2 separate regions of the Mus musculus genome follow, and region 1 is linked to region 2. A link is a loop called in an ENCODE intact Hi-C map of the cell type or tissue named here. Cell type or tissue: heart. All regions are shown on one strand. Links, peaks and the distances in the headings refer to the core of each region. The heading gives the core; the rest is flanking DNA.

Region 1 (7,138 bases), core at 2,039-4,538, 260 kb before region 2:
CTTGTCTGCCTCTTGAGTGCAGGGGGTTAAAAGCACCCTGCTTGATGGGCTTTCAGCATTGACACCTGTGAAAGGTAACCCAGATTTCTGAAAGTCTCAGAAAGACCTGATTGCCCTTCTAGCACCCATGCAAGGCCTACCTGTGCCAGGCCTCCTTTCTAGACCACTGATGGAGGACTGGTTTCCCCAGCAATGGAGTGGCTAAGGCTACCTCTGCCCTCCAGATACCCTTGTAGCAGCTTACGCACCCCAGCTGCCTGCCTTCCTTCTACCTATCAACTCAGGCTGCCTAGTTTCCTTTACCCTTCCCTCCTGAGCAGCCACGACCTAGCCTAGACCTCCCTTGAAACTCAAGGTCACATTCTAAGACCAGTGGGTTCTCCAAGTGGTCTCAATGCTAATACCTCAACTTCTCCATGCAGGCAATAGAGACACCTTCCCATCCTGCTACCTTCTCAGTCCTACATTTCACAGCAGAAAACTCCCTGTGTCCCCTTCCCACCTTGGCTGAATCCAGTCTACCACCCTTTAAACTGGCCCGTAGAAGAGCCTTTGTCTTGTTTCAGAGAGGACGTTACTGAGAGCAGCTTTAGCCCTTCCTCCACCCTCTCTTGCTCCATTCTGACTTTTGAAAAGAGGAATCTTCACTCTTGCCCCCACGCCTTCACCCTGTCTCTCTCCAACTCCTTGCCCTTGCCAAGGTCACACTTCCTTTCTAAGCCAGCACACAGGGCCTCGGTACTGCTATCTCCAGTGCTTCCTCCCTCTCCCCCTCTCTTTCTCCTGTGTGCCTAGAGCCTGAAGAAGTCAGAAGAGCTCGTCAGATCCCCTAGAGCTAGAGTTAGTAATGCCTGTGAGATGCCAGGTAGGTGCTGGGAATTGGACAGAAGTCCTCTACAAGAGCAGTGAGTGTTCTTAACCACAGAACCTTGCTTTAGTCCCCATGGGTTTTTTGTTGTTGTTGTTGGTGGTGGTGGTGGTGGTTTTGGTTTTTGGTTTTTCGAGACAGGGTTTCTGTGTGTAGACCAGGCTCGCCTGGAACTCAGAAATCCGCCTGCCTCTGCCTCCCAAGTGCTGGGATTACCATGCCCGGCCCTTGGTTTGTTTTCTATTCAGCACTTAATATCCCACAATTCTTTGCTGCTTAATCATGTGCTAGGTAGGTCCTTCTTGGTGCGCTTCCCTTTGCTGTCTGCTATCCTCCAGCACCAGTTCCCAGGTCTCCTTACTTACTACTCAGAACCCATTTTCCCACAGGAAGTCCTCCTGACATCCCCCATGTTTCTCCTCTCCCTCCCCTAAGTGTCCCCCTCTGGCCCTTGCATCGAAGGTTGTTGTGACTTTTTTTTTTTTTCAGACATCCAGTAGGGTGCCCAGATCTGGCCACCCTAGTAACAGAGCTAAGCACCTAACTATATGTCAGGGCCTATGCTGAGGCATTTGAGGTTATTGTCATGCCTACTCTTAGTCACTGGTTAGTGAGACAAACCTAGGAAGACTAAGAGCCTTCCTCCAGTCACCAGCTAACAAATGAAGGAATTACAATTCTGGTCTAGGGCCCGCGCTAGTGGCTGAACTACCAGGTGAGCCACCATCTCTCACTTCGTTCCATTTCAAACCTCCCACCCAGATCTTCCAGGCACTGTGCAGGGCCTCTACTCTGAGTGGACTCTAGGAAAGAAACCACAAGAGTGCATCCCTGCCTTCTCCTTTACTGTTACTTCCCCCTTGGCATGAAATCATAGGTCATGAGTTCTGGCCTGTCACTGTCAGTGGGGATTTCCAGACACAGAGAGGGAGGGGCTTGGAAATGCACATCAGAGACCCATAAGGAAAGGGACAGAGATGGAAGCTGGGCTCCTTAAACAGCCGATGGCACTTTCCAAAGGTCCTAGAGAGGAGGCAGAGAAGTTCAGACACTTCTTAACATCCCAAACAGCCGTAAACTGGAAAGACCAGGGAAGCTATTCCCAAGAAGGAAAGACCAGGCTTGAGAGTACACAGCTGTCACCTCAGCACCATGGGCTCTGAGGCAGAAAGACTGTTAAGTTCGAGGCCAACCTGGGCTACATTGTACTGTCTCCAAACAACAACAACAAAAAAAAAGGGGGTGAGACAAAAGAAAAGAGAAAAAATGGGAGGAACAAGGGGAGGGGGAAGGGAAGTAGACAGGGAGGGAGAAGCAGTAGCCTTTACAGGAACATCAAGAACCGTGTGACCCAGGAAAAGCCCTGCAGCAGCCTCCTTCCAACCCACCACAAAGGCATGGGGGTGGAGAGAGAGGAACCTGGGTGAGATAGAACCACGTGTGGCCCAGACATGGCTGGTGGAAACATTAAATAGCATAGGTAACGGTACTATTCTGAAAAATGGAACATGATCAAAGGCAGCTTGTTCTTTTTTTTTTTTTGGTTTTTCAAGACAGGGTTTCTCTGTGTAGCCCTGGCTGTCCTGGAACTCACTTTGTAGACCAGGCTGGCCTCGAACTCAGAAATCCACCTGCCTCTGCCTCCCAAGTGCTGGGATTAAAGGCATGCACCACCACTGCCCGGCGGCAGCTTGTTCTTTAAAAAAAAAAAAAATTAAACTAAAAACTAGTTGAGCCATGTATGGCAGTGGACATCTGTAATCCCAGTGTTTAAGAGGCTGAACAGGATGGGAAATCTTGAGGCTAGCCTGGGCTATACAGACATAAGGGTGGCACTGTAGAGTGTGTGTTTAGCAGCGTGCATAGGGTCCTGGATTTAATTCTTAGCACCAGAAATAAATACCTATAGACTACGGATCAAAGAAATAACAACAGGGAGGGCTGGAGAGAAGGCTCAACGGTTAAGAGCACTTGCTGCCCTTGAAGAAGACCTGGGTTTTAGTCCCAGTATCCATATGACAGCTCATGGCTGTCTTGTAACTTGTTATAGGGAGTCTAACGCCATCCTCTGGTCCCATGGCACACGGGCATATGTGCAGGTGATCACCCACAGAAATAAAAACCCCTGCTGCTCGTGGTGGCACACTCTTTAGCCTTAGCACTCAGGACTCAGAAGTAAAAGGATCTCTAGGAGTTCAAGGTCAGCCTGGTCTACATTGCAAGTTCCAGGAGAGCCAAAGCTACATATGGAGACCTTGTCTAAAATAAAATAAAAACTAATAAAGTCCAATAAACACAGAATCTGTCTTGCTCTGCTTGGGCTCCTCGATAAGTTTGAATATCACATGGTTTGCAAATCTACACTGTTTCTATGTATCAGACCACAAGAGAGACACTAGATACATATTTACAAGGCAATGGTTCTAGAGACAGAGAAACCCTTCCTTCTAGCAAAAATTCCAAACTTCAAGAGTGCAAGAGTGATTGGTTCTTAACGCTGAAGATAAACAGGCAGGCAGTGAGGCAGCTCTGCCACTAGGGGGCATAGGAGATTAGTTTACTGTAACCTTGGCTCTGGAAGCTGGTTGTCAGGTGTTGAATAAACCCCAATCTGTCTTTGACCCTATGTTTCTCCACTTGGTAGTGGGAACACACTATCAGGAAAGCAATGCTGAGCTGGGAGCCTGTTGTGGGAGCACACGCGACCCTGGACAAATCTCCCAAAGGAAGCCAGAAATGGGTTTGCTAGATAAAGGGATGTGTGCCCAGAAGGAGGATCTGGGGCTCCGTCATGAGGACCCAGAAAAAGCTGATCCCTAAATTAAGTCTTAAAAGATGAAAAGGTTGCAGGGTGTGGTGGCGCATGCCTTTAATTCCATGCATGGTAGTAAAGACAGATGGATCCCTGAGTTCAAGGCCAGCCTGGTCAACAGAGTGAGTTCAGGACAGCCAGGGCTATACAAAGAAACCCTGTCTTGAAAAACAAAAAAGAAAAGAAAAAAAGATGAAAATGTTTAAAACAGGAAAAAGATGCAACCCAGTTTTCTTCTTTGTGTACATGTGTGGGAGGCTTAATGTAGCCTAGGCTGGCCTTGAACTCCTGATCCTCTGGCCTCTTAACTCCCAAGTCCTGAGCTCACAGGTGTGCTCCTTGTGTTTGTCCATGACTCAGTGCCAGTCACAGGATGGTCCTGAGCACTGACAGTAAGAGGAAAGAGCAAGTTTAGGGAATGCTGGCAGTGCAGGACAAACCTTGGAGATGCCCTGTACCAAACCAGCAGTGCAGCAGCTGTTTATTCTGCAATGTCCAGCACTCGTGCCCCGGAGGGTGGAGGGCAGGAAAGCAGCAGTGTTTTAGGAGCTACACCAGAGCCCAGTCTTCCACCAGAAGGTGTTTGAGCAGTAGTAAACAGCCTACAAACAGCGGTTCTGGATTCCTGTGAAGAACTGCAGAAAACCAGTGCTCACTGGAGCAATGCTAGTGTAGTCCTAGGGTCAAGTCTCTGCTGGCCTAGTAGACAAGCACTTCACAAACTGGGTTAGGCCTCCCAGCATCCTCTGAAGTAACCTGCAACACAGCAAAGCCCTTGTACTAGGAGACAGCAAAGGAGCAGACCACAGGCCATATTTACCCTTGTGGCCAATCTGGGGATGAGAACTAGAGAAGTTGGCTGCCGCTGTTTCATGGAGAAGCAAGTGGGGTCCCAGAGGAGTTGCAGGTACAGAGCCCACAAGTCTTACAGGGAGGAACCAGGCAGGGTAGTTGGCATTTGTGTAGAGTTCAAAGGAAAATGTTCTGCTAGGCCTGGTTGTATAGGCCTATAATCTCCCCTACTTGGATGGGCTATTGGTTCAAGGTCTGTCTGGGCTACAGAGTGAGTTAAAGGACAGCCTGGGTACTCTAGGACACTCTGTTTCAAGCAAGAAAGTAAAACAGTATTTAAAGAGGTATACAAGGCATTAGGAAAGATGTCACTATTAACTTATACAAATGTCCGAGTAAAACAGTCTCCTTTTGCATGAGAGATGGGAGTTTGCCTTTTGATACTGAGTTTTGTTTCACAGGAACCAAGATGACTGGAGATATGTGATGACGATTCCTGACAGTGGTCCTTCTCCATTTACTCCAAATGACGAGTTGTGAGGACCAAAAGGCAGAAAAGCAAGGTCAGGAAGCTGTGGCTGGCAGTGCAAATCCAGCAGAGGCTATACTTGCCTCTGTGCAGCCTCGTCGCTTTAGCTCTACTTGATCGATCCTTGGTCTATTCCTTCTCAAGAGGTAAACAGTATATCCTGCGAGAAAGGTGTGACGAGCCTCCCACCCTGTACTCTCATGACACAGATGTACAAAGATACCTCTTCAACAGATACTAACTTTATTTAGGAAACATACTAACACTAACCAAATCACTTATTTTCACATCACAAAGTTGTATATTGCTGCAAGTCCACACTTTTGCTTTGTAAGCACGAGTATGCTGGCTACTCATCCAGACACTCCGATGGTCAGCTGGGGACCACATTGTTTTCTGTTTCTTTTTTTTTTTAAAGATTTATTTATTTAGTATACAGTGTAGTACACTGTACTGTCTTCAGACACACCAGAAGAGGGCGTCAGGTCTCATTACAGATGGTTGTGAGCCACCATGTGGTTGCTGGGAATTGAACTCAGGACCTCTGGAAGAGGAGTCAGTGCTCTTAACCACTGAGCCATCTCTCCAGCCCCCTATTTCTTTTTTAAAAGATAAGGTCTTTATGTAAGCTAGGCCAGCCTAAAACTCCCTGTTAGGTCAGACCAGCCCCATGCTTGCAATCTTCCTGCCTCAGTCTCCTGAGCGCTGAGATGACAGTGCAGTGTGACTCCTCTAATTGGTGGCCATTTGTCAAAATCCATAACTACAAGGTTTAAAAGGCAAAATTATGCTTTGGAACTTCTCCTTAGGCCTTCAGCTTACAAACTTTTTTTAAATCTTTCTTCTTTGTTTGTTGTTGTTGTTGTTTTGAGACAGGGTTTCTCTGTATAGCCCTGGCTGTCCTGGAACTCACTTTGTAGACCAGGCTGGCCTCGAACTCAGAAATCCGCCTGCCGCCTCTGCCTCCCGAGTGCTGGGACTAAAGGCGTGTGCCACCATGCCCGGCTTAAACCTATATTTCAATTTTATGTTTATTGTGTTTTGCCTGCATGTACGTCTGTACACCACTTGCATGCAGTGTTCAAATAGCCCAGAACAGGGTGTCAGATCCCCTGGAACTGGAGTAACAGATGGTTGTGAACCACAATTTAGGTGTTGGAAATCAAACCGGGATTATCCAGACAAGCAGACAATGCTCCCCCACCCTACTCCCAGAGACAAGGTTTCTCTGTTTAGCCCTAGCTATCCTGGAACTCACTCTGTAGACCAGGCTGACCTTGAACTCAGAGACCCACCAGCCTTTGGCTCTTGAGTACTGGAACTAAGGCACCACTCAGCCAGTGCTCTTATGAGCCATCGAGTTCAGCATATAAGCTCCTGAGCGCATCTCCAATGTGGTGGTATAATGCACAGCAGAGGTGCTCTGGTCTCTTCACATAGGAAAATAGGCTAGGCAGCAACTGCAGAGCAGACAAGCAGCACACCAATGGATGCCTTCCTTTTGTTGTGGTTGGTTCCTGACATGTCACAGATTAGCCTATCCATGTGTCCACTGGCTGCTTCCTTAGTCCTACATACAGTATTCACAATTTCCATGCAGATCAATAAATGACCAAGCCTTCAAACAAGTATCATTTGTCTGTAACAACGTAGCCATGAGACACTGCATCTAACACCTACAGCACAATCAAAGATTGATGTAACAAGGGAAGTCATAAAAGACTCCATTTATTTGTCTGTTTGTTTGTTTATTGAGACAGGTCTCTTGTAGCCATAGCTAGCTTGAACTTGTTCTGTTGCTAAAGATGATTTGACATTTCTGCCTCTACCGTCCATGTGCTGGGATTATAGACACACACCAGGCCCAGATACGAATCTTAATACCAAAATTATCCTTTACACTTCATATGCTTTCCAGCCTGATGGAAATACTGTGGGGAAAGAAGTGTAAAGCCTGTTTGGCACTCATGCTTGACATAACAACTTTGTCACACAGACCTGAATAGAGCTATGGAGGAGCTAGCCCTCTCTGAGGTAGTTGCTACAGAACTTCAACCTCAATAGTGACTTAAAAACAAAACAACTAGTACAATCTGTAACTTTCTAGATTTAGTGAAGATATGAGAGAGCAGGTCTC
Region 2 (16,928 bases), core at 14,360-16,859:
GACCAAATCTGGGACTTTATCCTGAACTCCATCCCCAAACCCACTGTACTTGGGATATGTTGAAAATTTCTGGGTGGTTTTGTTTGTTTGTTTTCAGATCCAAACCACCTAAAAGAGATGAAAAAGAGAGGAAAAGGCGGAGCCCTTCACCTAAACCAACCAAAGTGCACATTGGGAGGCTCACCAGGAATGTGACCAAGGTAACAACCATAGAACCACAGAGGTTGGTGGGGGTGTGGCTGGATAAGCTGGTGTCAGGCAGCAGGTGCACCTACAATGTATGGAACAATGTATGTGAAGTCTGTGACTTGATCAGAATGCTGCTACATTTATTATTTACTAATAAATTGTCTTACTTATTAGGCTTATGTCCAAGAGATTTTGGCCCTGGTGGCATATTACCAGGTGACACTACTGGAGATTTTCTCAGCATAGTGAATTCCCTGTGCCCATTAAGTAATAGATTGGCAAACAGGGGTGTGACTTTTCTCTCTCTAGGATCATATCATGGAAATATTTTCTACTTACGGGAAAATTAAAATGATTGACATGCCTGTTGAGAGGATGCATCCTCACCTCTCCAAAGGCTATGCATATGTGGAGTTTGAGAATCCCGATGAAGCAGAGAAGGCTCTGAAACACATGGATGGAGGTCAGTGAATCTGTGCCCGCCCTTACTCTGTCACCTCTGTCCTTCCTTGGAGAGGTCTGATGGTTTTGGGGACCCTGAAGTAGATAGATTTCCAAGCCAGGTGGATCTTACTCAGTAGGGGTGTATGTACCAAAAACATGTTTAGAAAGCACTTGCTATTCTTGAAAAACCCAGCAAATATGAATATGTTAACATTTTAAGAAATCTTCAATCTGTTAAAAATGAAGCTTTTCTCACAAAGAATATATTTGGCTTTAAAATGGGAGTATTTTCTAAGTATCCTTTTTTATTTTGCCAACATTTCAGTATTTTTAGGATTGCTTTAGTGCATTGCACACGTACTGACTTCATACAGTGTATCTGTCTCGTAAGACTTAGTGTTTATAAGTTTGTGTTAATGGAGTGGTTTTTAAGGCATAGCACTTAGGAATAGTAGTTGGTGGCAGATTTTCACATTGCCTATAAGTCAGCATCTTAGGGACTGCAAAGTTTGTTTCTAGCTCTAGGATGTAAGATGCTGAGGCTGAGAACTGGCAGCTTACAGTCTGGACCATCAGTCTGTGTGGGGAAACCATAGAATCCTCGGGTGCCTGTTAAGCTTTACAAATATCTTAGTTTCATTTTTGTTTTGTTTTGTTTTGTTTTTTTTTGGTTTTTCGAGACAGGGTTTTCTCTTTATAGCCCTGGCTGTCCTGGAACTCACTTTGTAGACCAGGCTGGCCTCGAACTCAGAAATCCGCCTGCCTCTGCCTCCCGAGTGCTGGGATTAAAGGCGTGCGCCACCACCCCCAGCTTTGTTTTGTTTTTTAATGATTGCTTTTGAGTATGTTTGTTTTGTGGTACTTAGCTGCTCCTTTAGGCTCCCTTATGTGTTTCAGAAGCTCAGCTTGAGCCACCTACGTCCTTGGGTCTGATGAATCACTTTTTAAATCTACCTGGTATTGGATAGTTACTACAGTGAGTTTCTTCATTGGAGCTGGTTTGGGTGAGAGCCAGCAGCTGTCTTAGACTGGGATAAGTTATGTTAAACCTTTGGAGTGTAAAGAGAGTGTACCTGAATTAGCCTCTGGCTACTCATGTGGCCCTTGTTAACACTGAACTAGGTTTGTGCTCTCGGGACCAACCCTAGATGTCGGAGACTAGCCGTTAGGTGTTCTGTACCTTGGTGTTCTTTGCTTTTTTTCTCTCTGAGACTCTTAGTTCCTGGGGTTTGTGTCCTGCAGTGCTTTTCTCTCTACTTTTGAGATCACTTGTAAACTTTTCCTTCTGTCTGTTTGGAAATTAGTTCTTATAGAATGCTGCAGAAGTCTTCAAGCAGGTGCCCCCAGGCTGAGCTCAACAGCCTGAGCTTCCCACCGACTTAGAAGGGAAGTCAAGGCCGGGTTTGGTAGTGCAAGTCTTTAATCCCAGCAGTTCAGGGGCAGATGGATTTGTTCAGATCCAGGTTGGTCTGGTCCACATAGTGAGTTCCAGGACAGCCAGAGCTATGTGGGAGACCCAGTCTCAAAAAGCAGAAGGAAGCCCAGCTTCTAGTGGCTCCTTCCTGACCCTCAAGGCCCCCCACTCTGCACATGACCCTGTGCTGTCCTGTCACTGTTGGCTGGTGTTCCGTGCCTTTAGTCTAGCAGGTTTCAGCACATCCTTCACAGTCTGTGTGCTGGGAAGACGCAGCTGCTCCAGCGCCCCAGTCAGTCTCCTAGACTCCTGCCCTTTCCTGCTGTGGGCTCTGGGATTGTTTGCCTGGTATGCTGACCTGACTTGCTGACTTCCCTGACATAGATGGGGTCTTTGTTTTTGAGACAGGGTCTCCCTACATACTCCTAGCTGGGCTGACCTTAATTTGTACAACAAGGTGGCTACTGAGTCTCCGGGATCCTTCTGTTCTATCTCTACTTCTTAGATGCTGTAATTAAAGAAATGGGCCACCATGCCTGTCCTGTTTCATTTTGAGCTAGTACATGTTGCCTAAGCTAATTAAGGGTCCTCCCCTGCCTCTACCTCCTGAATGCTGGGATTTCAGGCATATACTGCCACACCACAAGTGAGCTATGTTATATGTTAGTCAGAAATTTTATGGTTTTGTTCCTGTTTTCTACAGGACAAATTGATGGCCAAGAGATCACTGCTACTGCTGTGTTGGCACCCTGGCCTCGGCCACCACCTCGGCGATTCAGCCCCCCTAGGAGGATGCTTCCACCACCTCCCATGTGGCGTAGGTCACCCCCACGGATGAGGAGAAGGTGAGTCAATTGGGAATTGTCCTTAAGCCAGCTTGCTGCTTTGTAGGTTTTATAAACCTAAATGGCTGTGGTAACTTTTAGTCCTTTGGGGTTGGATGTAGAAAGCAGGTCAGCATGTGGTACTGGGAGTTGGCCAGAGAAAGGACAGTCAAAATCTGTGGTGTTGACAAGCAGGTGAGTCCCTTCCAAGGAACCAGTTCAAGAGTCTGTGCTGTCGTGGGTCCCAAGAGACCCTCTGTCTTTCAGGCAGGGTGGCATACGCATTTAACTCTAGCACCTGGGAGGCAGAGGCAGGCAGATCTCTGGGAGTTCGAGGCCAGCCTGGTCTGTGGATCTAGTTCCAGAATAGCCTGCTATATACAGAGAAACCCTGTCTCGAAAAACCAGAAGGGGGCGGGGGGGGGGCTTTCGGGTGAGACATAGCAGAAGCCACCGTTTGGGGTTGTGAACAGAAAAAGAATTGTCTTAGAAAGGCCAGTCTGTCCCATAGCTGTGCTGTTTGAATATTGCACTCTTGGCTGACCAGGCTTCTCTTCCCACAGGTCTCGATCCCCAAGACGCAGGTCCCCTGTGCGTAGGAGGTCTCGCTCTCCTGGCCGCCGCCGCCACAGGAGCCGATCCAGCTCCAACTCCTCCCGATAAGCAGGGACATTGATTCGTACCTCTGTAACTTATGTTCCCCAGACTCTGTTTTGTCCTTTTCTCTAGCCAAGTGAGGGTCTGTAGAGAAGGATCCCTTACTGGGTACAGCAGTTGAGATATCTCCTCTACAGAAGGGTTCTGGCTTGTAGAGCTACTGTTGGTTCACGGCTGCTCCCATAGAGGTGCCCTGTAGTTTTCTGGCTAGAAAGTTCATCCCTTCAGTTCTTGATAGGCTGGTAGCAGAGCCAGCTGGAACCTATGGCAGCACACGGATTTCCACAGATGACCCAGAACCAGACAGCCTGGTCTAGCCCCCGCTGTGCCACACCTGTGCAAAGGACCACACTGCTCTTCTGTTCGGCCGACCATGCCCTGCTGAGTACGCTTCAACTTAGAGGGCTAAAACCTTTGAAGGATTCCTCCACAAATGGTTACCTTTCTGTCCCCGTGTCTCTGTTACTTTCTAGAATTTGTGAGCCAGTTCTACAGGGTCCTCATGAAACCTACCCCACCCCGTTGTCACCTGCCATTCATGGTGATGTTGCAGGTTAACCTTGGCAGTGTGTACATTGCCCCTTTTTGCTTTTATTGTACAGTCAGTACTATAAAATTTGTTTTGAGTTTTATAACTTTGTAGCATTTTAGATAAGGTTGTGTTTGTACTTGTGTAGAGTGAAAGGACTGTTGAATAAAACCTAGGATTAGAATGCAAATTGAGTGCTGGTTTTACTGTCTGTCTTAGTCCAGAAGAGTCATAATTTGTATGACTCAACTAAGAACTCACTTTGAGTTTAATCCCCAAAGTGGCATTTCTAAAAGCCAGGAGGACAGGTGGTGAGACGGCCTGGGGCTCAGAAGCTGACTCTGCCTGAGATGCTGCCGCCGCAGGAAAACTGGGAGGGACAGTTCTCTCTTCTGTCTCATACTGGTGCACCACAGAAGAAAAGTCTTAACCAAGAAGGAAGACTTCAGCCCGGCGTGGTGGCGCACGCCTTTGATCCCAGCACTTGGGAGGCAGAGGCAGGCAGATTTCTGAGTTCAAGATCAGCCTGCTCTACAGAGTGAGTTCCAGGACAGCCAGGACTACACAGAAACCCTGTCTCAAAAAACCAAAAAAAAAAAAAAAAAAAGAATAAAAGGAAGACTTCTTGTGTTTGTGCCCCTTGAGTATTGAGTCAAATAAAAATGCACTATTTGGGGCAAATAGCCTAGGTAAAGCCTCCCAGTCACCCCTGTGCTGGCAAGGCCGTCTGTTTTTCACTACGGTGCCAGCCTTGATTTATGGTCCTAATCCCAGCTCTGCAAGTGCCTCTGAGCTCTGGCAGCTCGCCCCAGCAGAATGAAAGCACTCTTGGACACACACCCTGCCCTAACTGGCACAGGGGAAACCCAGTCCTCTGGACGCTGCGGACTGGCTAACCTTGGCCTTGTGGGGCGGGGCCGGCCGGAGAGGAGGAGTCTGCAAGGCCGGGCTGGAAGCGAAGCCGCTGGCTCTGTAGTCCCCACTGATATCCAAGATGGCGCTGGCTGCTGCGCGTCGCCTTCTGCTGCACGCGGGTGCGTGGCCCGGGCGAGAGCGCTGGTGCAGGGCCTCACAGGGCTGGGTGCGCGGGCGGCGGTGGCGAGAGTCTGGGCGTGCTTGCTAACGTGCTCCGGGCTGTCTGCAGGATCCCGCCTCGGGCGCAGGGAAGCGGTGGACGGCGCGCGGCGCTTCGCTAACAAGCGGGTGCTGGTGGAGACGGAGGGCCCGGCAGGTGAGAGGGAGGGAGGGCCACATCTCGTTCATGTCCTCGGGCTCCGAGCCCACACGGTCTGTGAGGTCGGGCTGACGATGAGCTCTTGGAATTCCCAAAAGCAGGGAGTGAGCATAAGCTCACATAAACTCAGATTCTGATTAAAACCTAAGTTCATACCGGGCGGTTTAAATGACAGAATGGGTGAGTTTTTAAAGCTTTGGTTAAAGTTCCTAAAGTTATGGTCTGTTACTTAAACTATTAGTTAAGAATGATTATAGCTTGCGGCGGTGGCTCATGCTTGTAAACTCAGCTGAAGCCAGTCTGAGCCACGTGAGACAGTGTCTCAAAAATCTCACAAAAATGATTGGGAGCGTTTTTGAATATTTTCCTAATACTGGAATGTGGCACAGCAACATTTTCCTAGTTAATGTTGGGTCGCTCCCTGCCCACAACAGAAGGAAGCACCTCCCCTCACAAGCAGAGGCAGGAGGATGGTGAAGTTGAGGCCAACCTGGGCTACGGCTGGAGCCTGCTTTTCCTGTGCTGTTTTGTTTTTTAAAGTGACGATGCGGGGAGAGGGGGAGATTGTAATTTTCCAGGACAGTGACAATGCACTTATGGAAGAAAAACCTGGGAGGGGAGGACAGAGCTAGGGCTAGAGCTTAGGATCACAGTCTATAGGGGGAGGGAGCATTCAACCTAGACATGGAGGTCAAAGTCTGCAAAGTCTGGATTCCCCCCCCCCCAGAGTGATAGAATATGAGTGCACTGGAGAGAGAAAGAAGTGCCTTAATAGTGCCAGACCTGCAGGCTTCAATCCCAGTACCACAAAAGGAAATAAATAAAAATACTACAATAGGTAGCAGTAAAAACTATACCATGGCAAAGTCAGTGGATTATACACTTAAAGGTGACAAGATGTTTAGACTATCATGTAGATGTCATCACAATTTAGAGTAATAAGGTAGTGGCATATATTTTTACATGTATATATTTACCTATATATTTTATATATAATTTTAAGTAATAAGTACGTAACTTATGTATCTCTAGTGAAAAAGCAAAGGTAAAATAGCAACTGGTTTTATTTATTTTTTTTTTTGGTTTTGTAGAGCCAATGGTCCCTATATTTCAAAGGCAAAATTTAAAAGTCCATATGTCCCTTTAGCTTATGGGGTTTTTGTTGGTTTTTTTTGTTTGAGACAGGATTTTATTTATCCCAGGCTGGCCTGGAACTCATGTAACTGTGTGGCTGAGACTTAACCCACCTGCCTCTACCTCCCAAGAGCTGTGATCACAAGTGTTTGTCACACTTTACTTTTTTCTTTTTTTTTTTTAATTTATTTTATTTATGTACGTGGGTTTGGAGGATTTTTGGTGTTTGTTTGTTTTTGCCTTCCTGTATGTTTTGGCCTGTGGAGGCCAAAAATAGGATGTTAAAATCCCCTGAAGGGCTGGAGAGATGGCTCAGAGGTTAAGAGCACTGACTGCTCTTCCAGAGATCCTGAGTTCAATTCCCAGAAACCACATGGTGGCTCACAACCATCTGTAATGGGTTCCAATGCCCTCTTCTGGTGTGTCAGAAGGCAGCTACAGTGTACTCATATACATAAAATAAATAAATAATTCTCTCTGTCTGTCTGTGTGTATGTGTGTGTGTTTCTTTTTTTTTCCTTTTCTTTTTTTTTTTTTTTTTTTTATTCCGAGACAGGGTTTCTCTGTGTAGCCCTGGCTGTCCTGGAACTCACTTTGTAGACCAGGCTGGCCTCGAACTCAGAAATCCACCTGCCTCTGTCTCCCAAGTGCTGGGATTAAAGGTGTGCATCACCACCGCCCGGCTTTTTTTTTTTTTTTTTAAATAAATAATTCTTAAAAAGAAAACTTAAAAAAAAAATCCCCTGGAACTGGAGTTACAGTTATGAGCTGCTATGTAGGTGTTAGGAATCAAACCCAGGTCCTCTAGAAAAGCAACCAGTATTCTTAACCACTAAGCCATCTCTCCAGCTTCTTCTAGCTCACACTTTTAAGTCCCCAGCACATAAACACCCTAAAGACTGTGAACATTGCTAGCACAGAAATAGTCTCTTTCTGAGTTGACACAGGGTCTTTTTGGCAGAGGTTCACTTGATATGACGATGGGTTTTTTGACCTGTTTCACCATTTCTCCAGTGTTGCCTAGCAGGCGCTTCCAATGGGCATTCTGCTCAACCCACCATTCAAGAGTTTATCTGCTATGCACCTTGTTCCAAGAAGTTGGTTTCTACTCCCACAGTGACCAAGTTCATCTGTTCTCTTTTGTCAGCTCATGTTCTCCTTTTGCCTCGTAACCTTTCCCCTAGTGTCCACCCTCCTGCCAGACTTTTCAGATATTTTCCTTCCAACTAAACTTGAGGTGTTTGTCTTGTGCAGCCTGTAACTGGGCCACAGTTACCTCTCCCTCTTAAATCAAAGGTCTTAACAACCCACCTACGGCCTCAGCTGATAAGCCCCTTGTGATTTGGGAGCCCTTTCAGCAGTACCACATGATCGTAGGCAGCAGTACTCATTGGCAGCCAGTACCCCTGGAGACTGGCCCTGGCTTTCTGCACTTAGACTACAAATAACGTGCATGCACAAGGAGCCAAGGGCAGTGGAAGGGCACCGGACCCCAGCATTTTCTACTGCGGTGGCTAAGCGAGTGTGAGCTAATCCCCCATTAGAAACCTTTGCATCTCTGGGTCTGAGAGGTTGGGAATTGCTAGTGCAGAAGAGCAAGAGGAATTGCACAAACGGATGAATTAAAGACAGGAGAGATCTAAGAACAGGCCAATCTGAACAGTCAGGAGCGCTCCGCCCACTGCCATCTCGCAAGACATCCAAGTCATGGCACAGATCAATCGGTCTCTGCTGCCGACTCCTTGGTGTCCTTGAGGCTTGGAGCAACAGTGCAGTGTATTCCCAGTGGAAGTGGCAAGCAGCTACAGTGCTGTGAGGTTTGGGGTGTCAGGGAAACCTTTACCTCTAACTAAAGTAGGTGTCTCACCAGCCCCGAATCTCCAGGCAGGTGGACTGGTCACCTGTGGATACTGGAAAAATGGAGAACGCTCAGGGGCCTGAGACAGGTGCCATTCAAAGGCCACATGATCTTAGTCTTAGGTGCCCTTAGGACTGGGTGGCCTGTGACTGGAATGGAGGTCTGTGGTTACAGAATACTGCATACTGGGCTGATTTGTAAAGTCCAAAGCCATGGACGGGAAGGACTGTGCCTCCTCTGAAGCCTCCAGAAGGGTCTCCTCCGCATCGTCAGGCCTTTGGTACTGCCCCACCCCTTGGTGTCCGTCAGCTTGTGGGAACTCCTTTTACTCTGTGGTGGGGGGTGGGGGGGTGAGTAAGGGTGTACACATGTGCCTGTTCTCCACTGAGGCTGGGTCTCTCCGTGACCCCAGAGCTTGCAAATTCCAGTTGGTACAGCTATCTAGCTTGCTTTTAGAATCCTGTCTCTACCTACAAAGTGCTGGAATCACCAGTGAGGACCTGTATCCAGCCTGTTTGTGGGTTCTAGGATCTGACCCCCAGGCCTTATCCTCAGATGTCAAGTGCTTTAACTACAACTCAGACCTTTGCCACTGTCTTTATATGGCCTTCTCCTTGTACCTCTCCTTTCCTAAGGACAGCAGTCCTATTGAACATAAAGCCCATTCTAATGTGACTGTTTGTATGAGACAGGGTCTCATGGAGCCCACTGGCCTATGTAACTTTCTGCTCAGGTGGAAGGGGCAGCCTGGGACTTGGAAGCCAGGAACCACACAGCTCTGAAGGGAGAAGGTGTCCCAGTGGAAGGGCGTTCTGAGACATAGGGGCCCAGGAACCACACAGCTGTGAGATGGGACAATGTCCCAATGGTCCCTGAGACAGGAACCACACAACTCTGAGAGGAAGCCTCCCTCCTCAGCGGAGGCCTTGCAGCTCCCAGGGGAGGGGATCCCCAGCTGAGCTGAGCAGTTCAGGAGCCTCAGCCCCCCACTCCTTCTCTCCCTTCGGCTCTTCATTGCTTCTCGTCTTCTTCCAATGAGAGAGTCCCACCAGGCAGCAAATCTCATAAAAGATTTATTGGAGGGTCCAGGATGTAGAGGGCTGGATCCAGGAGTGGCTGCCTCAGCTCCCAGGAGCAGACAGCAGGGAACAAGCCTGCATTTGAAGTCATGGTTTTCAGATGTGTCCACCCTATAGCCCATGGGCTGCAGTAGCCAAGGACACCCTAACAGGAACTGTAAACTAACTAACACATGAGTTGTTCTTGTTCTTTGTTTGTTTGTTTTGGTAACTAGTTGTACATTTCTTGTTTGTTTTATTTGTTGTCCATAAATTTATTTATTTACTTTTGGTTTGTTTGAGACAGGGTTTCTCTTTTGTAGCATAGACAGATAGACAGATACTTTATTATGCATTTAGTTTAATCTCAAATTTTACTTATGTTTCTCTGTGTGTGCCTCTGTGTATGTGGGGTGATGATCACACTTCAAAATTTTTCAATGACTGTGGTTGGCTGCCATCTTGTCTGGTAACCTCACCAAGGTCCATTATACAGGTCTTTTTTTTTTTTTAAAGATTTATTTATTTATTACATGTAAGTACACTGTAGCTGTCTTCAGACACCCCAAAAGAGGACATCATATCCCATTACAGATGGTTGTGAGCCACCATGTGGTTGCTGGGATTTGAACTCAGGACCTCTGGACGAACAGTCGGTGCTCTTAACCACTGAGCCATCTCTCCAGCCCCATTATATGGTTCTTGGAAGTGAACATTGTAAATGACATGCTGCAGTATCAAAAGGCTGGATGTGGCGCTTAGACCACGAGCCAAGCTGTTTGTCGTGCTGGGTGAGAATGTGCAGCTCAAAGCCTCAGAACCAAACCGTGTTTCAAGTCAGGCTTTCTCTATGAGCAGAGCTGACAGCCTGGCAGCCTCGTGCCGGCCTCAGCAGGTCTCAGGTCCTCCCGTACAGCTGCCCTTGGTGGTCCCAGGTCCTCCGGTACAGCTGCCCTTGGTGGTCCCAGGTCCTCCCGTACAGCTGCCCTTGGTGGTCCCAGGTCCTCCCGTACAGCTGCCCTTGGTGGAACTAGAAATTTCTGGCAAATTCTCCTCTGCGCCTCCAGCTAGGGGAGCATCACACCTCTCCCTAAATTAGTTCTGCCTTCTAGGTTGCCATGACCTCTAAAGATGGAGGACGGGCAAGAGTCGTGATGGTGTCTGTGTCCGTGTCCCCTGCCTTAGGATGAGAAGGGTCATCTGTGATCTAACATATGCTTGGGTGCCCGTATCCAAGTACTACAGGCAGCTTCAGAGTCTTTGTTCTCGAGAGGGCTAGTGACATTGTCTTGGGGGCCTGAGACAACTCTTTTTTTTTTTTTTTTTTTTTTTTTTTGGTTTTTCGAGACAGGGTTTCTCTGTATAGCCCTGGCTGTCCTGGAACTCACTTTGTAGACCAGGCTGGCCTCGAACTCAGAGATCCACCTGCCTCTGCCTCCCGAGTGCTGGGATTAAAGGCGTGCACCACCACGCCCGGCTCTGAGACAACTCTTAACCTTGACCCTTCAGGAGGTTAGAGAGAGATTATTTGGGGATTTGAGATCTCTGTGAAGCCACAATAGCAGATTGAAGCTGTCCTTGGGTACACAAGACTCACCATCTGCAACCTCACCAGAAACCACAATTCCCACATCCTTTATTTTCTTTACCCATTGAGCCATCGTGCCAGCTCCTATCTGAACAGTTTTGTTTGTTTGTTTGTCTTTCAAGACAGGGTTTCTGTGTGTGGTACCAGTTTCTTGGAACTTGCTTTGAACACCAGGCTGGCCTCAGACCCAGAGACCTGCCTCTGTACCTCCTGAGTGCCAGGATCAAAGGTGTGCACCTCCACACCAGGCTGAAGGAGTGTGAAGGTTTTTGGTTGGTTGGTTTGTTTGTTTGGGGGGTAATTTTCTTAAAGACAAGGTTCTTTTGTGTGACCCTGGTTGTCCTAGAACTATCTCTGTAGACCAGGTTGGCCTCAAACTCAGAGCTCTACCTGTCTCTGCCTCCTGAATCCTGTGATTAAAGGCCTGTGCCACCACTTGGCCTGCCTATAAACCTCTAAATTCTGCAGTTACTGTAGCCAGACTAGGAACCAGGGGTGGGCAGGTATGGCCTGGGCTAAGCCCTTGAGAGGACCCCCTCTTTTCTAAACTAGGGGTTGCAGTGATGAAGTTAAGGAACCCTCCCGTGAATTCCCTCAGCTTGGAGTGTCTCACAGAGTTCACCATCAGCCTGGAGAAGCTGGAAAATGACAAGAGCATCCGAGGTGTCATCCTCACGTCGGTACGTGCCTGTTCAAGCCACACCCCAGCCTGACTGCGGTAAGAGTAGGAACCTGGAAGATCTGGAGCCCTCTATCATGCAGGGCTGAGTCACCAGGCACCCCTAATCACCACTAGGGACCTCTAGGACAGTTTCCTGGAAAGCAGGTTTCCAGGCTTTTTACTTTACCTGTGAAAGTATTTTTTATTTTCTGTTGTAACTGTTGTCTTGGAGGTTTAAAATCTGACTTCTCTCAGCTTCTGAATTGCTCTGCTTGGCCTCTAACTCTGGCAGTCTGTTCTAATCTTCTGCCTCCTTTTCATTCTTGGCTAATTCTGTCTTCATCTGTGTCTAGCTTTTTCTTTCTTTAAACTGTCTCTGTAAAATGCTTCTGGTAAAACTATCTCTCTCTGTCTCTGTCTCTCTCTCTCTCTCTTTTGGTTTTTCAAGACAGGGTTTCTCTATTTAGCCCTGGCTGTCCTGGAACTCACTCTGTAGACCAGGCTGGCCTCGAACTCAGAGATCCACCTACCTCTGCCTCCCAAGTGCTGGGATTAAAGATGTGCGCCACCACACCTGGCCAAATGCAATTTTAAAATAAGCTTTTGCTTATGTGTCCTCTAGACTGTACCCTGAAAAAAGTGGAAATCGATGGACAGAAGGGGCCACTAGAGAGAAGACATAGGAGAAATGAGCAGTTAGTGCCACGAGGGACAGCTTCAAGTGAAGAGGTGGCTAGAGCAGTTCCTGCGAGGCCCCAGTGTCATCAGGAAATAAAGTCTGGGGCGCAGCATAGCAGTTACGCTTTCTTAGGACGTGCAACGAGTCAGCTGGGGACTGGAGCTGCAGTCCTAACAGCAGTAATTACCGTAGCTGACAGGAAGGAAGCTGAGAGTCTACATCAAGGCCTACTTGGGTATGTGACGCCCATGTGATTAAATCCTAAGAAACTAATAGAGAGCATATCAGACCTTCCATATATCCGATGGCTGTGGCTTGCGTCTTAAACGCAAGAGAACTCGGATTTCGGGACAGAGGGCAGGAAGGACAGAGGCAGGACGATCTCTGTGAGTTTGAGGCCAGCCTGGTCTACAGATGGAGTTCCAGGACAGCCAGGACTATATGGGGAACCTTGTCTCAAAAAAAAAAAAACAAAAACAAAAACAAAAACAACCAGAGGGAAAGGAAAGAGAATGCTGTAATTAGGACAGATCACACAGATAACGGGTTTGATGTTTGTGTTATGACTGCTGGTTCTCGGGAATGATGACAGTGACAAAGGTAACTGCCCCCAGGATAGAGGAGACAGTGTCAGCTGAATGGAGGGAGAAAATAGTTCATCTGGGGTGCTCGTGGGCCAGCTAGGTTTCCAGCTAATGGGATCATCAGTCCAGCCAGCTCCTGCTGCTGCTTCTACTCTCCCTGATGCCAGGAGAAAATGGAGTTGATACTATTTGTGGGAATCAGCACTAGACAATGTGTACATAGGCCATATTTACAGAGCCCAGAGGTAAGAGTTTGAATGTGACTTAGAAGGCTCAGAACCCTTCTATAGGATAAATCTATAGGCATCACCTAGAGTGCTTTACTCTTCCTCCCATGATATCTGCCTCCGGGGGCCTGGAGAGGTGGCTCAGTGGTTAGAGCACTGGCTGCTCTGGAAGAGGGCCTGGTTTACTTCCCAGAACCCACAGGTTTCTCACGACCATCTAGAACTCCATCCCCATCCCCATGGGACCCGACACCATCTTCTGGCTTCTGCAGGCACTAGGCACATGCAGACAAAGCACTCATACACATCAATAAAAAATTAAAAATAAAGCCTAAATCTGCTGCTACCTTCCAAGTGCTGAGACTACAGACATTTGCCACCAAGACCAGTTTTTTGTTGTTCCTGTTGTTATTACTCCATGTGGCCATTGTCCTGTCAGCCCTGTCTCTTCTGCCATCCTTTACCCACAGTAGAGATGACCCACAAGCCCACTGTACCCAGTCTCATTCGAAGCATCTGAATCAGTCATGCATAGTAGTGCACCTTTAACCCCAGCACTTGGGAGGCAGAGGCAGGCAGTCTCTGAGTTCGAGGCCAGCCTGGTCTACATAATGAATTCCAGGACAGCCGGGTCTATTATACAGAGAGACGGGATGTTGGTGGTGGGGCTGGGGCTTGTGATTAGCACAATTTGAGTCTTTTACCTTACAGAAAAGGGATGCATTTCATAAAAGCACTGAGATCAGCCCACAAGTATTGTGGGTCAGCTCATACCCAGGAAAAATGGACTCAGCTGCACTGTGGACTCCAGAGTCACAGATGTTGTCTGTCTGTCTGTCCACTCCCTCACCTGACAAAAGGTGCAAATTATCTAGTTGCTGCTCCAGCACTGCCCTTGAACAAATCTCCGAGCCGAGCCTCAAGCCCTGGCTGAGAGCCCTTGTAGAGGGAGCTCCCCAGTTGGGATTCTCCTGAGCCATTTCCCAGGATTTGGTCCTGACCCCAACACATGGCTCTGTCCTTGCCACTTCCCTGTAGCCACTGGCGCTTCCTCCAGCTGTGTTCTCCCCATACCTACTTTGGTAGCTATCAGATCTGAAACATGCAACTGAGGGTCTACGTGTGTTGCTATGTTGTTCTAGATCTTTCTTCTGCCCTGGCACTTTGTTTCTGCCCTTGCTCAACCTTGGGAGTTAGATCAGAGCCTGCGCCCCTAAACCCAGGGATGACAGAACTGAGCACGAGTGTGCTCTGGTGTCAAACAGCTTGGTACCTGTGTGTCTCTGAGCAGTACCCAATGTTACCTGTTCCAGTTTGAAGTTAGGAAAGGACAGACATCCCAGAAAGCAGTCAGTCCAGGCTGTGTCCTTGACCCCTCAGTTCTGGACTCCATGGAAGCACCCTCTTACCAGCCAAACACGGCCCCACCCTGCCTTCTCCCCGCAGGAATGCCCGGGTATCTTCTCAGCTGGCCTGGACTTGCTGGAGATGTATGGCCGGAACCCAGCCCACTATGCTGAGTACTGGAAGAACGTGCAGGAGCTGTGGCTGAGACTCTACACGTCCAACATGATCTTAGTGTCTGCCATCAATGTGAGTGCCCCTCCCCACACACACACACCCACAGTTCTCGGAGGACCAGACAGACACGGCAGAGAAAAGGCCACTGAATGGGAACCAGGGCCTGGATAGCTGGAATGAGCCCTATGCAGATCTATACTTAGGAAGTGATGTTTCTATCTGACCCTGGGAAGATCGAGCAGTAGAAAAAGGATTGAGGCTCAGCCTCGCAAAGTAGACTTCTTGCCAGGTGCGGGTGATGCACACCTTTAGTTCCAGCACTGGGGCAGCCAACTCTACAAAGCGAGAGCAAGTTCCAGGACAGACAGCTAGAGATACACAGAGAAACCCAGTCTTGAAAACAAGTGCCCCAAAATAAAAAATAGGGTGAAAAATAACAACCATCAAGAAAAGAAAACTCAGAGTTCTCTAAGTTGGCGTGGCTGTAAGGATCAGAGCCATGGGAGCTGAAAGGAGAGACTGAAGAGAGAAAGCTAAAAGAGAATGTAAGACACTGGAGAAAACACGATGACTTGTCTCATTAGGGGGCATGAGGGTCACACAAGGAGGACACTACCATTTTGGGGTTCCCAAGCATACTGGTCACTCTGTGTGATAACAGCTCTACAGCCTGACAGGTCTGTCTTAGCATCAGGTGAAAGCTGCAAAAGGAAAAGCAACTTGCTGTTCTGAGGAAATTTTTGGCCCCCCAAATGCTAAAGAGTCCTATGGCAAAGCCTTTGAGTCTCTTAAGACCCCAGCCCTGATCCCTGAGGTGCCAGTCGCAGTTTACATAACTACCAAACATACTTGGCCCAGTGCCGTGCCGTGAGCTCTGACCTCTTATCCCTTGCAAGTGTGAGCGCCTTCTGCCCTGCCTAAGGAATATTACTGGAACACCTCCTGACCGATTCTTTTCTCTCTGCAGGGAGCCTCTCCAGCTGGAGGGTGCCTCTTGGCTCTCTGCTGTGACTACAGGGTTATGGCTGACAACCCCAAATATACTATAGGATTGAATGAGAGCCTGCTGGGCATTGTTGCCCCCTTCTGGTAATACAAAGGACTGCACCCATACTTTATATTTGCATTCTGGTGGAACATCCCCTCATGGCTCAGAGGTAAACGATGTCTTCATTGCAGGTTTAAAGACATGTATGTGAACACCATCGGGCACCGGGAGGCGGAGCGTGCCCTTCAGCTGGGGACCCTTTTCTCACCAGCAGAGGCCCTCAAGGTGGGAGTGGTGGATGAGGTGGTACCTGAGGATCAGGTACACAGCAAGGCTCGCTCAGTGATGACCAAGTGGTTAGCTATCCCAGGTAAGGAGCAAGCATGCTAGTCCCTCCATGCAGCTTTGGAGTGGCTGGTTAAGGGAAGCCCTTTCTCATTCTGGTTGACCCACCCTGGTGAAACCAAAAGTCCTCCTCACAAGTTGGGATTTGGGACAGTAGTCTGTGCTCTTGGTCTGTTTCCGTGATGCTGTGACACAGGAGTGAGCTTTACCGGTCAGGAGACTGCTGTTGAGTAGGGCTCTTACAGAAGGAGGGAAGCCATCAGAACACAGCTGGTCATACAGCCAATGTGGTGAAACTGCAGGGACACCAAGACGTTTTGGTGTTTGACTTTTTTGAGACAGGGTCTCACTGTGTAGCTAAAGTTTTCCTGAGACAACCTACTTACCCCATCTCTTCAGATCTGGAACCTCTCCTTGTTGGAACACAGGCATGTGCCACCAGCTCAGACATTGACATGTTTATTTGTTTTGGTTTTCCAAGACAGGGTTTCTCTGTGTAGCCCTGGCTCTCCTAGAACTCACTCTGTAGACCAGGCTGGCCTTGAACTCAGAAATCTGCCTGCCTGTGCCTCCCGAGTGCTGGGATTAAAGTCGTGCACCACCACGCCCGGCGACATTGAACTTTTAAGTTCATAGATTTCCCAAATTATAAAGAGTCTAGGCAGGCCTCCTTGAAACGCTCTTCTCTTGGGAGCCAGTTGCTAGTCCCTCCATGCACTACCAAGCATTTACTGATTTGGAAAATGTGGTCAGTAGAATTCAAGGAAAAGAACATATCAGCTATTTGTGGGACTGTGGGGCTGAAACTTGGGGCCCCATTTGTGTTCTCTACCACTGACTTGTGTGCCAAGCCCTAGACATGACATAAAACACAGCAAACTTTAAGAGGCAGGCATAGTGGCAGTGCCTGTAATCCTAACACTCAGGGGACTAAAAGAGAAGTGCTACACATCCAAGACCATCCTGAGCCACAGAGACTGGCTCAGCAGCAACA

The links. Hi-C counts contacts between places; a loop is a spot of excess contacts. Peaks named below come from ENCODE experiments on the same cell type or tissue, not always from the same donor. Only the 100,000 strongest peaks of a DNase experiment are listed, where the experiment ranks them.
Region 1: it touches region 2 in a loop (2.8-fold over the local background); 5 of 42 quality-filtered maps call a loop at or near these places.

Annotation. Positions count from the first base shown.
Region 1 is chr17:24,170,210-24,177,347 of GRCm38, forward strand. It overlaps Tbc1d24 (TBC1 domain family, member 24), which reads right to left. Exons shown (of 8, transcript NM_173186.4): 8 at 5,222-7,138. Among named protein-coding and RNA genes, the nearest start is that of Atp6v0c, 4.3 kb to the left of the region's middle. In heart, for the core only: a CTCF peak has its summit at 3,387 (motif pointing right); no DNase peak of the experiment used is centred there.
Region 2 is chr17:24,421,652-24,438,579 of GRCm38, forward strand. Eci1 (enoyl-Coenzyme A delta isomerase 1) reads left to right here and starts at 5,032. Exons shown (of 7, transcript NM_010023.4): 1 at 5,032-5,091; 2 at 5,202-5,288; 3 at 11,482-11,609; 4 at 14,527-14,673; 5 at 15,569-15,690; 6 at 15,781-15,959. The coding sequence starts at 5,052. Rnps1 (RNA binding protein with serine rich domain 1) reads left to right here. Exons shown (of 9, transcript NM_009070.2): 6 at 98-200; 7 at 499-652; 8 at 2,751-2,892; 9 at 3,435-4,247. The coding sequence ends at 3,534. In heart, for the core only: a CTCF peak has its summit at 15,691 (motif pointing left); a DNase peak (open chromatin) is centred at 15,700.